2 separate regions of the Homo sapiens genome follow, and region 1 is linked to region 2. A link is an interaction called in ENCODE POLR2A ChIA-PET data of the cell type or tissue named here. Cell type or tissue: Caco-2. All regions are shown on one strand. Links, peaks and the distances in the headings refer to the core of each region. The heading gives the core; the rest is flanking DNA.

Region 1 (5,378 bases), core at 324-5,323, 340 kb before region 2:
TGCTTGATTCCTTTAAAAATATTAATAGCAGTCTGGAGTCCTTTTTTCTCTTATTATAGAAACACAAAGTATGTCTGTTACACAAGCATGTCAGGAAGCACAAGCAAGCACAAAGGAGAACAAGAACAAACAACCCATAAATACTCCAATTTTTTCACCTGGCTGTCTCTACTACAGAGTCTGAAAAAGGCCAATACTATCCAGCCTCCTTGCAGCTTAGGTGGGCATATGACACATTTCTAGCTAATGAGACCTCAACAGGGAAAAACAGGAACAAACACAAAAAAACATCTGGGGAGATTCCAGATTCTCCCATCTTCCTTCCTTGATATAAGCTTCAGCTGCTGTCTTGAGACCATGAGACAGTTAGCCAGCCTAGCATGAGGAAGACAGCCAATATATTAAGGATGACAGAGTGGGCCTGCAGGCATCATTGCAACACCGAACCAATGCCAGCAACCTCCTACCTCCAGATGTTTTATCAAGTAAGACAATCACTGCCTACTTATTTCAACGACTACTGATTGGGTTTTCTGTTATATGCAGCATTCTAACTGATACTCCCAACTATCTAACAAAAACTCCATCATACCAGTATACATTATTCAAGTGTGTTTGCTTTTTTTTTTTGCTTAGATTTACCTTTTGGTTATTTTTTTATTTTTATGGATATATAATAGATGTGCATATCTGTGAGGAGTAGCTGATATTTTGACACAAGCATACAATGTGTAATTATCAAATCAGGGTAATTAGGTTAACCATCACCTTAAATATTTATCATGTTTTAGGGGTTATAAGCCTTCCAATTCCACTCTCTTAGTGATTTTGAAATATACAATAAATTATTGCGAAGTCTTTTGCTTTTGCAGAAGATCAAATACATGTCTTTTTGCTTAAGCTGAAACATTACAAATTTACCACTGAAATCAACTTCAGTAATGATTTTACTCTTATAATGATAATAATACATTATATTCTCATGGCACCTTAGCTTTCATTATCTCATTAATTGAATTCTCATTTTGGAAGTAAGAAAAATGTAGCACAGAGAGATTAAGTTGCCCAGGAAGTAGCTGGGGCTTAAATTCAAGTATTGTGACTACAAATACTTTCCTCTTTCAGTAATATTATGTGCTGAGTCTTCTTCAGTGAGTTCTAGCAAATCTGCAGACCTACAGCTTGGGGAATGAGTAAACAGGAGCTGTCAGTTCTAAAGTCAGCCTAGCTATCAACCACATTGAGAGCAAAATTCATTTCTCAAGCAGGTCACCAAGACTGAGCATAGAGTTCTTCCAGAGGTAGCACTTGAATAATCATGTCATCAAATGTCATCGTGGTAGCAGAGAATAAGCATGCTAACTTTTCCCAGTCCTCCAGAAAAAGGATACTTTTGTCTTTCCTTTTCCAATTTCTTTTACCCATTTGGGAGAGTATGCCACAAATGTGGTTTTTAAATATATGAACCGATGCTTTTATCCTAATAGTTAAGAACATGGCCTTTAGAATCACACAGAGCTGAATTCACATCTAGCTTCACCACTTACTAGGCATGACCGTTGGCAAGTTAACTTCTTGGGATTCAGCCCTCTTTTCCGTAACATGAGGGTAACGTAGTCACAATATTTCAAGGAAGTTTTGGGGACTAAATGAGAAAACGTGAGCTTGAAAAAGTGGGGCATATTTTTTATGTTCTCTGTGGTCTCTTCCAATTCTGTAACTCTGTAATAGGATTCAACAAACATTTCTTGTGGACTTGTAATGTGGCCTTATCTTGCATGATCCTCAGAGTAACCCTATGGAGTTAAACCATCCCAAACCTTAGCAACTTGAAACAACAAACTTCTATCATTTTTCAAAATTCTGCAGATGAGTTGGTTGGTTCTTCTCATCTGAGCTGGCTTGGCCAGGCTCTCTCATGCATCTGTGATGAAACGGAGGAACAGCTGTTGGCTGGCTGTTCTAGGATGGCCACAATCACACATCTGGTAGTTGGATGGCTATCAGTGCTGCAGGATGACTAGCAGGTGTTCTCCTCCTCCCGCAGGCTAGCCTGGGCTGGTGGTTCACTTTGTGGTCACAAGAGAGTGAGAAAAAGTGTGCAACACCCCTTGAAGCCTAAGTTCAGAACTGACACATGTTCATTTCTGCCACATTTGATTAGTCAAAGCAAGTCCCAGGCCAGCCCAGGTATAGCAGGCGAGGAACTAGACTCCACCCCTTGATGAGAGGAGCTGTAAAGTCATGTGCAAGCCTAGGAAGACTCCGTGGCCATTTTAGCAGTCGATTAGGCTACTCAGCCAGTTTTCTGGAGCCACACATGTGGGCTGGCCTTCCCAAGTCTTCTCCGCCCAAAAAGCCAGACAGAGTTTGTTTTTCCAGCAGGGCGCATATCGCAGGCCTGGGTGGGTTGTTTGTTTTTGTGTTTGTTTTGACTTTTAGCTATTTCCAGGATGTTTCTTTCATGGAGGAGAACGACTCAGTTCTGTCTGCCATGTGTATTAAGATGAGCTACAAGAGAGCATTGCTTTCTTGTAATGCAAGAAATGCAATGTAGTCAGAGGCTCTGAAATCTGGTGGGGACAGCGGCAGCAGAGACTGTGACAGCCTCGGGACACAGGAGGCCACCTTGGTCTTCAGTCTTAGGTGCCTGGAGCTACCAGACAGCCAAAGTTGCACAAGGCACAGGCATGACCTGCCAGGTTGCCCAGCCAGGCCAGGGATGACAGGGCACGTTCACCTCACCAGCTAATCAGAGACAATCCCCGCCTGAGGAATGAGCGGAACTCCCAGCCCTCAGATGACGCTGGGCTTGAGTTTTCTCTGCTAGCACATTTGGAGATTTCACAAGAGCCATAAAAGTTTGCAAAGGGCCTTGGAGTGCCTCATTCAATGAAATCACACCCTCCCTTCTGGACTGGGTTAAGGAGGGGTCACACACACCCGACAGGGTGCCTCCAGATGGGGGTGTGTAGAGGATGGGTCCTTATCCAGCTCCGGTCACTTCTCACCCCTTCCAAAAACCCACTGTGGGCCAGGACAAGGAGAAACAAGAGATCGTGACTGGCAGAGATATAGGAAGGAATGTCCCAAAAAGAGCAAAAAACTTGCTCTCATGTACTTTGCTGACTGAGCCTCTGGGAATGGAGCCTTCTCCTGAGGAAATACCACAACATGGCTCAGAGGCGGAAGGCTCCGAGAAGGGTCCTGGCAAGTAGGGGAAAATGTCCCTTCAACGGCCTCTCTGACCTCAGGCAGAGCCCCACTCAGTGACATTCCTGGGTGAGTGGGCAAAATGAGAAATTCCTCCTACAATTCTCTCTGCCCACAGAAGGTATTAAATGAGGTCCGGCAAGAGGCCAGGATCAGGTAAGTCTAGAGGCCAGAAACCTCAGCCAGGCCTACCCAGCACTCAGGAAGAGCAGAGGCTCAGCAGCCCCTGAGGGAGGCACAGCTTGGCTCTTGGAAAATGGCCCTACTGGGCCTCATTCTCCAGGTACTTGGTTTTTGGCTCTAGAGACAATGCTGAGTTCAGTTCTCACCCATGTGAAAGTTTTCAAATCCAAAAGCCAGGGAGACGCCTCACACCATACCCAGACAGAGGGACAAGGAATAAAACTCACCCACTTCCTTTCTATGCGTTTCTCCCTGCAGGCTGCGGTTCCACCGCTTCCAGGCGGCTGGATGGGGCCGCCCCACCCCCGCCCCGCCGCCCCCGCCCCCGCCCCCACTGTGGTTCCTGCTTTCCTCAGTAGCAAAGTGCTTCAGATGTGAAGATGGCCCACCCGTGTCCTGTGATGTGGAGCTCCCCCTCGGGACTCAGGGAATTGGGCGTCCACCTCCTCACAGCATCACACCCCTTTCTTTCACCTGCAATTCCCATTCGCCAAGCATTGGCTGCGGGTCTCCCAGCAGACGGTTGCATCCTGACTATAGAAAGAAAGACATTAGGGATCCCAACAAGTGGAATCTATTCCTGCAGAATCCAGGACTTGGGAGGATTCCCAAACCTGACTGGGCAGCCAGCCCAGTTTCCAAGGTCATCACTAGGGCCAGCAAGCCCCTCTGTGGGTCCTCCCAGCCCACCGGGCTTCTGCGCACTTCCTGTCACTCCCCACTGAGGAATGCTCTCACTGGTAGTCCCTCTGCTTGTGGATGTCCTACCTTCTCCCTTTTCTCAATTGCTCCACCCAGACCGATTCCATCGTTCCTTCATTTTTTTAGAGAGCATTCTCTTTTCTAGTATTTAATTGACTTTTTGATTGTGTGACACCAATAGGACTCTCATCCTGATATGGGGAGAAGCATGACCTCTAGACGGCCAGGAAGTACCCTTGATCTTGACCTGCAAGCTCTAGGGGACAGTCTTAGGGACGACCTCAAGATTACAGAATATCTATATTTGCGCACACACACACGCACACACACACCCTCCTGCCTGGATTGGATTCCCAAGCCCAAGTTTTCCTTCAACACAACATTTGGAATTAGACTTTTCAGATCCTGGTAAAAGCATGCAATTAATTTAAGTAAATGGAGGCAAAGGGGAGGGAGGGTGTCTACATAATGGGATGGAAAGTTGGTAGGGAACAGGTAGGGAGAGAGACTCTTCATGGGAAAGAGAGCTAAAATCAGAGATTCTCAGGAGTTAACAGAAAGATCTGCCTGTACAGATATCTGTACCCAGGAGAGGTTTTCTGGAATGCTGTCTTTATTCTCTCAAAGATCTCCTAGCCTCATTTGATAACATCCTATCTCCTGGGAAGAAAATGTGAGATTAGCCCATGGGGTCAATATGAAGCGTGAGGCAGAAGTTCCCTGAAGCCAAGTTCCCCGGCATCCTTTGCCTTCCTCATGTTCCCCGAGGGCCTTGTATTCCCAACGTGCCTTTCCCCTTGCCCACAGTGCTCGCGCCTCTCCATCTGTGTGGGCTATGTGTTCACTCCACACTGAGCACACTCAGCGGCTGGCATGATTCATGGCCACAGCAGGCCCAGAAATTGGTCCCAGTGGTCTCCAAGGTTTCTCTGGCTTGAAGCACATCGAAGGCCCTCAGGCTCCCCGGATTCTGCTGAGCTCAGATCCCAGTAAGGAAATCCAGCCTCACACAGGCAAGCATGTCCAGTTAAACTGCTCCCTCCCCCACCTCCCCAGCCTCCTCATGCACATTTACACACATTCACTAGGCTGGATGCCTAGAAACATCAACCTGCCTGATTCTGCCTCTTAAAACTGGTGTTTATTTTCGTTCAAAAAAAATTGGAAGGACAGTGTAACCACATTGTAGGTAATGAAGAAAAGAGTTAAAAATCATCATTCTCAGTCCATCTACCCTGACCCAATTATTTTTACTTCTGTTTAGTCCTGATTTGTATGCA
Region 2 (5,378 bases), core at 169-5,168:
TAAATAATAAGATCTTATCATTGAAAGGAAAATTAGACTAGGAAACTGAAATCTTTCAAGTTATCAAAAAAATTACTTTGGCTGCCAAAGTGGGACTCTAAACAGCCATGAAAGCCTGTTCAGGTTTTCCAGGGATAGAAAACAGCATAGCTCCACTGAGGAGACTTAAAGGGATGACAGAGAACCAGGAATACAGCTGCTTTACAAGTTTTAAAAAAGAAGAAGGTAATGGTGGTAGTGCGTGTTTTGCAGAGGGCTGGTGGTGGGAGGTGGGGGTGGGGGGAGACTTAAAGACAACCATGCCCAGATCTCTTCCTTTTACAGAAGAGGCCTTGAAATTGTCAGTTCCTTGTTCAAGATCACAGAGCCACTTTCAGTGGCAGGTTTGGGACCAGAAATCCGAGTCTCCTGGCTTCCAATCCCATACTCTTTCCTATATACCACGAATATACTGTTTTACTCTTTTGATTTTTTTCTTTGTTTTTCCTTCCTCTAAATTTTTGGAGATACATTGTAGCTTTGGAGATAAAATTTGAAGTCTCCTCCATTTCAATATTTGACCTATGGAACAATTTGTAGACAGAGGATGGAGAGACGAAGTCTTATTCCAGTATTCCAAAGTTTTCTTGCCCAAGAAAATCTCAATAGTTCAAGTTGTTGGCTGCCATCTATGCTTCAAAGGCCCTAAACTCTTTCTTCCAAAGTATTTTGGCTTTAAGATCTTTAAATTGTGTTGGTCTTTTATTAATTCCTAAAGGCCTTTTTATAAACACTGAACAATAAATAAAAGAAGAGGGGCCGGACACAGTGGCTCACACCTGGAATCCCAGCACTTTGGGAGGCCGAGGCGGGCGGATCATGAGGTCAGGAGATCGAGACCATCCTAGCTAACACGGTGAAACCCCGTCTCTACTAAACATACAAAAAAAAAATTAGCCGGGCTTGGTGGCGGGCGCCTGAAGTCCCAGCTACTCGAGAGGCTGAGGCAGGAGAATGGCGTGAACCTGGGAGGCGGAGCTTGCAGTGAGCCCAGATCGTGCCACTGCACTCCAGCCTGGGCGACAGAGCGAGACTCCGTCTCAAAAAAAAAAGAAGAGGAGGACAATCAACTTTCAAGGCAAAAGAGAAAAACATCTACACAACAGTGTGAAATGTGGGGAGTACATCACTGGGGGTTGGGGGAAGTTGAGTGAAGAGAGGAGGTCAGGGGAACGTGTGAAGATCTGGGGTCCACTCTTCATGGAGCTGTTTCCAGGATAAGTATCCACCCTTGGGAATATTATAAAAGGGGTGGCACAGGCTTTGATGCCCCAGCCTCTGCCTTCTGTGACCTTTCTATAGCCACCATCACCACCTTGCTCTCTATGTTCTCACTTCTGGCTCCCAATCTCTTCATTCCTTTTGAAACAGCAAAGAGATTGGCCAAGTTGGCAGCTGTATGCAGATCTGAAGCTCAGAAGAGATACCAGAGTCATTCATGTATTGAGGATCACTGCAGCTACAGGGAGCTATTTCATTCAGGGTCACCCATTTCTGAAGCAGCCCATATCCAATGACTTAGATGCTGGAGTACAAAAGCCCAACACCTCAGCGGGACTGGGGACAACCCTGAAGGCCCATTCTGGCTTCTGAGCTTCTCATACACTGGCTGAGTCTGTGATGAGCCCTGCATTGCTGTCTATCCTTGCTCCTTTCCCCTCCTCTCCTCAGGCATTGAATTCAAGCCCACTCCCCAGTAAACATCTTGCACACTAAACTCCATCTCAGCATCTGCTTCTCAGATAACCCAACCTAGGGAATGCGCTCCTTCATCTCACTCTTGGTTTTTTTTTTTTTTTTTTTTTTTTTTTTTTTGAGACAGAGTCTCATTCTGTCACCAGGCTGGAGTGCAGTGGCGCAATCTCAGCTCACTGCAACCTCCGCCTCCTGGGTTCAAGCGATTCTCCTGCTTCAGCCTCCTGAATAGCTGGGACTACAGGTGTGCGCCACCACGCCCACCTAATTTTTGTATTTTTAGTAGAGACAGGGTTTCACCATGTTGGCCAGGATGGTCTCGATCTCTTAATCTTGTGATCTGCCTACCTCGGCCTCCCAAAGTGCTGGGATTACAGGCGTGAGCCACCATGCCCAGCCTCACTCTTGTTTCATCTACGCTCCTGGGTTTCCTAGTTCCTAATGTCCTGATGGCACCTCCACCCACTTTCCCCAGAACTAACTTGATAACCTGTTCTGTTCAGGGTTTTCCAGAATCTGCCATGACAGCCATTTTGTTGGACTCATCACCAGGAAACACACTCCAATTACCTGCTGAATCCTACTAGCCCAGGTTCTATCTTTTGGACCATGACATTTGAACCTTGAGATGGGGCAAGAACCAGATCCTCTATCTGAGCTGGATGAACAGAAAGAATTTATGTTGGTAGCATACTGAAATAGCCACTGGGTCCCCTGGAATGAGGTCATCACAATCCAAGACAGAAGATATGGTGCAGCACCTGTGTGCACAGGCATTGCTTGAAATTCTGTGACTGAACTTTGAACTGCTGAGTCATTGCTGAAATACCAGAGAGGGCACTGTATAGTTAGCGAGGTGCATGGATGAAACTTAGGTGGAAAAGAAGATATGTAGTTTTTTTTTCAAAATTGACTGCTTTTTGCACAGATGCATTCAAGTTTTCAATTTTGTCATAGGTTCTCTACTTGTAAATAGATATATGCTCACATTATTTTATTATTATTTATTTTCTTACTAATGTTTAATTATTTTAAATTAATTTATAATTTGTCCACAGACAATTCACTTTCTCTGTTGAGTTTTTTATTTTTTTTTACAGACAGGGTCTCACTCTGTTGTCCAGGCTGGAATGCAGTGGCACGATCATAGCTCACTGCAACCTCAAACTGCTGGCCTCAAGAGATCCTCCTGCCTCAGACTCCTAAGTAGCAAGGTAGCAAAGTATGCACTATTATGCCTGGCTAATTCTTTGTATTTTTTTGTAGAGACAGGGTCTTTTTATGTTGTCTCGAACTTCTGGCTTCAAGCAATTGTCCCACCTTGGCCTCCCAAAAAGCTGGGATTACAGGAATGAATAGTTATATTTATGTATTTATTATTATTATTATTATTGAGACGGAGTCTCACTCTGTCACCAGGCTGGAGTGCAGTGGCACGATCTCAGCCCACTGCAACCTCCATCTCCCGGGTTCAAGTGATTCTTCTGCCTCAGCCTCCCAAGTAGCTGGGATTACAGGCATCTGCCACCACACCCAACTAATTTTGTATCCTTAGTAAAGACAGGATTTCATCATGTTGGCCAGGCTGGTCTCAAACTCTTGACTTCAGGTGATCCACCAGCCTCAGCCTCCCAAAGTGCTGGGATTACAGGCATGAGCCACCACGCCCGGCTAAGGAGTTATTTTTATAAAGTGTCCTGTCGACTACTTCTTTGGTTTGGTTTTCGGGAAGTAGATATTTGTTGATTTAATATATGAAAGTATTCAGAAGAGAGTGGTTAGACTATGGTGCTAATATCATGGTTTGAATTCCTGAATCCCACCTAACTTGAAGAACTATGCTATGATTTGAATGCCCCCTTCAAGCATCATGTTGAAATTTAATTGCCGGCTGGGTACGGTGGCTTACACCTGTAATCCCAGCACTTTGGGAGGCCGAGGTGGGTGGATCACCTGAGGTCAGGAGTTTGCGATCAGCCTGGCCAACATGGTGAAACCCCGTCTCTACTAACAATATAAAAATTAGCTGGGCATGGTGGTGGGTGCCTGTAATCCCAGCTACCTGGGAGGCTGAGGAAGGAGAATTGCTTGAACCTGGGAGGCAGAGGTTGCAGTGAGCTGAGACTGCGCCATTGCACTCCAGTCCGGGCAACAAGAGCAAAACGCTGTCTCAAAAAAAAAAAAAAAAAAAAAGGAAAGAAAGAAAGAAAGAAATTTCATTGCCAACGCAATGGTATTGGGAGGTGAGGCTTTTGTTTTTGTTTTTGAAACAGAGTCTCGCTCTGTTGCCCAGGCTGGAGTGCAATGGCATGTCTCAGCTCACTGCAACCTCCGCCTCCCGGGTTCAAGCAATTCTCTTGCCTCGGCCTCTGGAGGTGAACTTTTTAAGAGGTAATTGGGTTATGAGGGCTCCACCCTCATGAATGGACTAATGTCATTATTGTGGGAGTGGGTTAGTTTTCATGGGAGTGGGCTCCTGATAAAAGGATAGATTCAACCTGATTTCTCTCTGTCTCATTCTCACCCTCCCTTGCCCTTCAGCCTTCCACCATTTATGTGGCCCTCACCAGATGCTGTCACCATACCTTCGGACTTTCCAGCCTCCAAAACTGTAAGTCAAATAATCTTCTATTGTGTCTAAATTACCTGGCTTCAGGCATTCTGTTATAACAACACAAAACAGACTAAGACAACCTATCCCTGAGCTTTTTAGCTACGTGTGCCAATATGTTCTCTTTTGCTTGTGCCAGATTGAGTTGGATTTTAAATGAAAGAACTTGCACGTGACCTTGGGAAAATCACTAAATGTTTCTAAACTTGTTTCTCAAGCAGCAAAATGGTAAAACTATAAACCCAGCCTACCTCCTATGTAGCAGATACAAACATATTCCCTTGAGCATTTCTACCACAGTGTAGGCTCACCTAAATTTCAGCAACCAACATCCAAATCTCTTTGGCTGAAGAGTTCTTGGCTACACCAGATTCTACTTCACTCTGCTGGCAGTCAGACAAGCTCCTGAGCAGCCCTCAAATAATGTTACATCAATAGCCCAGCTTCCTTAGCCCTCAGGTGTGATCACTTCAAAGTGGTTGTTCTGTGCTCTCTGCAAGAACATCCTAGTAGGATTAAGCCCTAGTTGCCTACAGTGGTAACCTGCCTATCAACAAACACATCCTTTGTTGCCTGTCTTCTCTTCCCTGACACACTCCCCTACTCCTTTATTGGTGCTTCCTGGAATCTCGTTGTAAACAGACTACTGTCACTCAGATTCCTATCTCAGGATCTGCTTTTAAGGGAGCAAAACTAAAGAAAGTTACACCTTCCCAATGCTTGGTAAACACAAATCTCTGTGTGATTTGCCTGTGATCAGGACATGGCTGAGTTGTCACTGGTAGAAGTGGTTTAAACTCAAGTCATCAATGCACGTTTACAAGCATGAAAGCTGTGATGGCTAGTCTCATGATGAATTAATATTGTTAAGCTCTTCATTTTATTCCATACGCAATTGTGTTTATTTTAAAAATAACTCTTCAATGGATTCTGTAGATCGACGAATAAAGCACCTGTAAAGATAATCTTGCCTTAAAACAGCTGAAAGTATGTGCACCTTTATAGAATCAATTGCATAAACAGCACTGGTATG

What was found. ChIA-PET counts read pairs that join two places held together with the same protein. Peaks named below come from ENCODE experiments on the same cell type or tissue, not always from the same donor. Only the 100,000 strongest peaks of a DNase experiment are listed, where the experiment ranks them.
Region 1: POLR2A ChIA-PET joins it to region 2 with 5 read pairs; 1 of 35 experiments calls an interaction of 5 or more read pairs at or near these places.

Annotation. Positions count from the first base shown.
Region 1 is chr20:13,339,871-13,345,248 of GRCh38, forward strand. The region is part of intron 1 of LOC124904872 (a long non-coding RNA gene); the gene reads left to right. It also overlaps a transcript of TASP1 not described here. Among named protein-coding and RNA genes, the nearest start is that of ISM1-AS1, 100 kb to the left of the region's middle. In Caco-2, for the core only: no CTCF peak of the experiment used is centred there; a DNase peak (open chromatin) is centred at 2,741.
Region 2 is chr20:13,679,152-13,684,529 of GRCh38, forward strand. No RefSeq gene overlaps it. Among named protein-coding and RNA genes, the nearest start is that of TASP1, 43 kb to the left of the region's middle. In Caco-2, for the core only: no CTCF peak of the experiment used is centred there; a DNase peak (open chromatin) is centred at 2,500.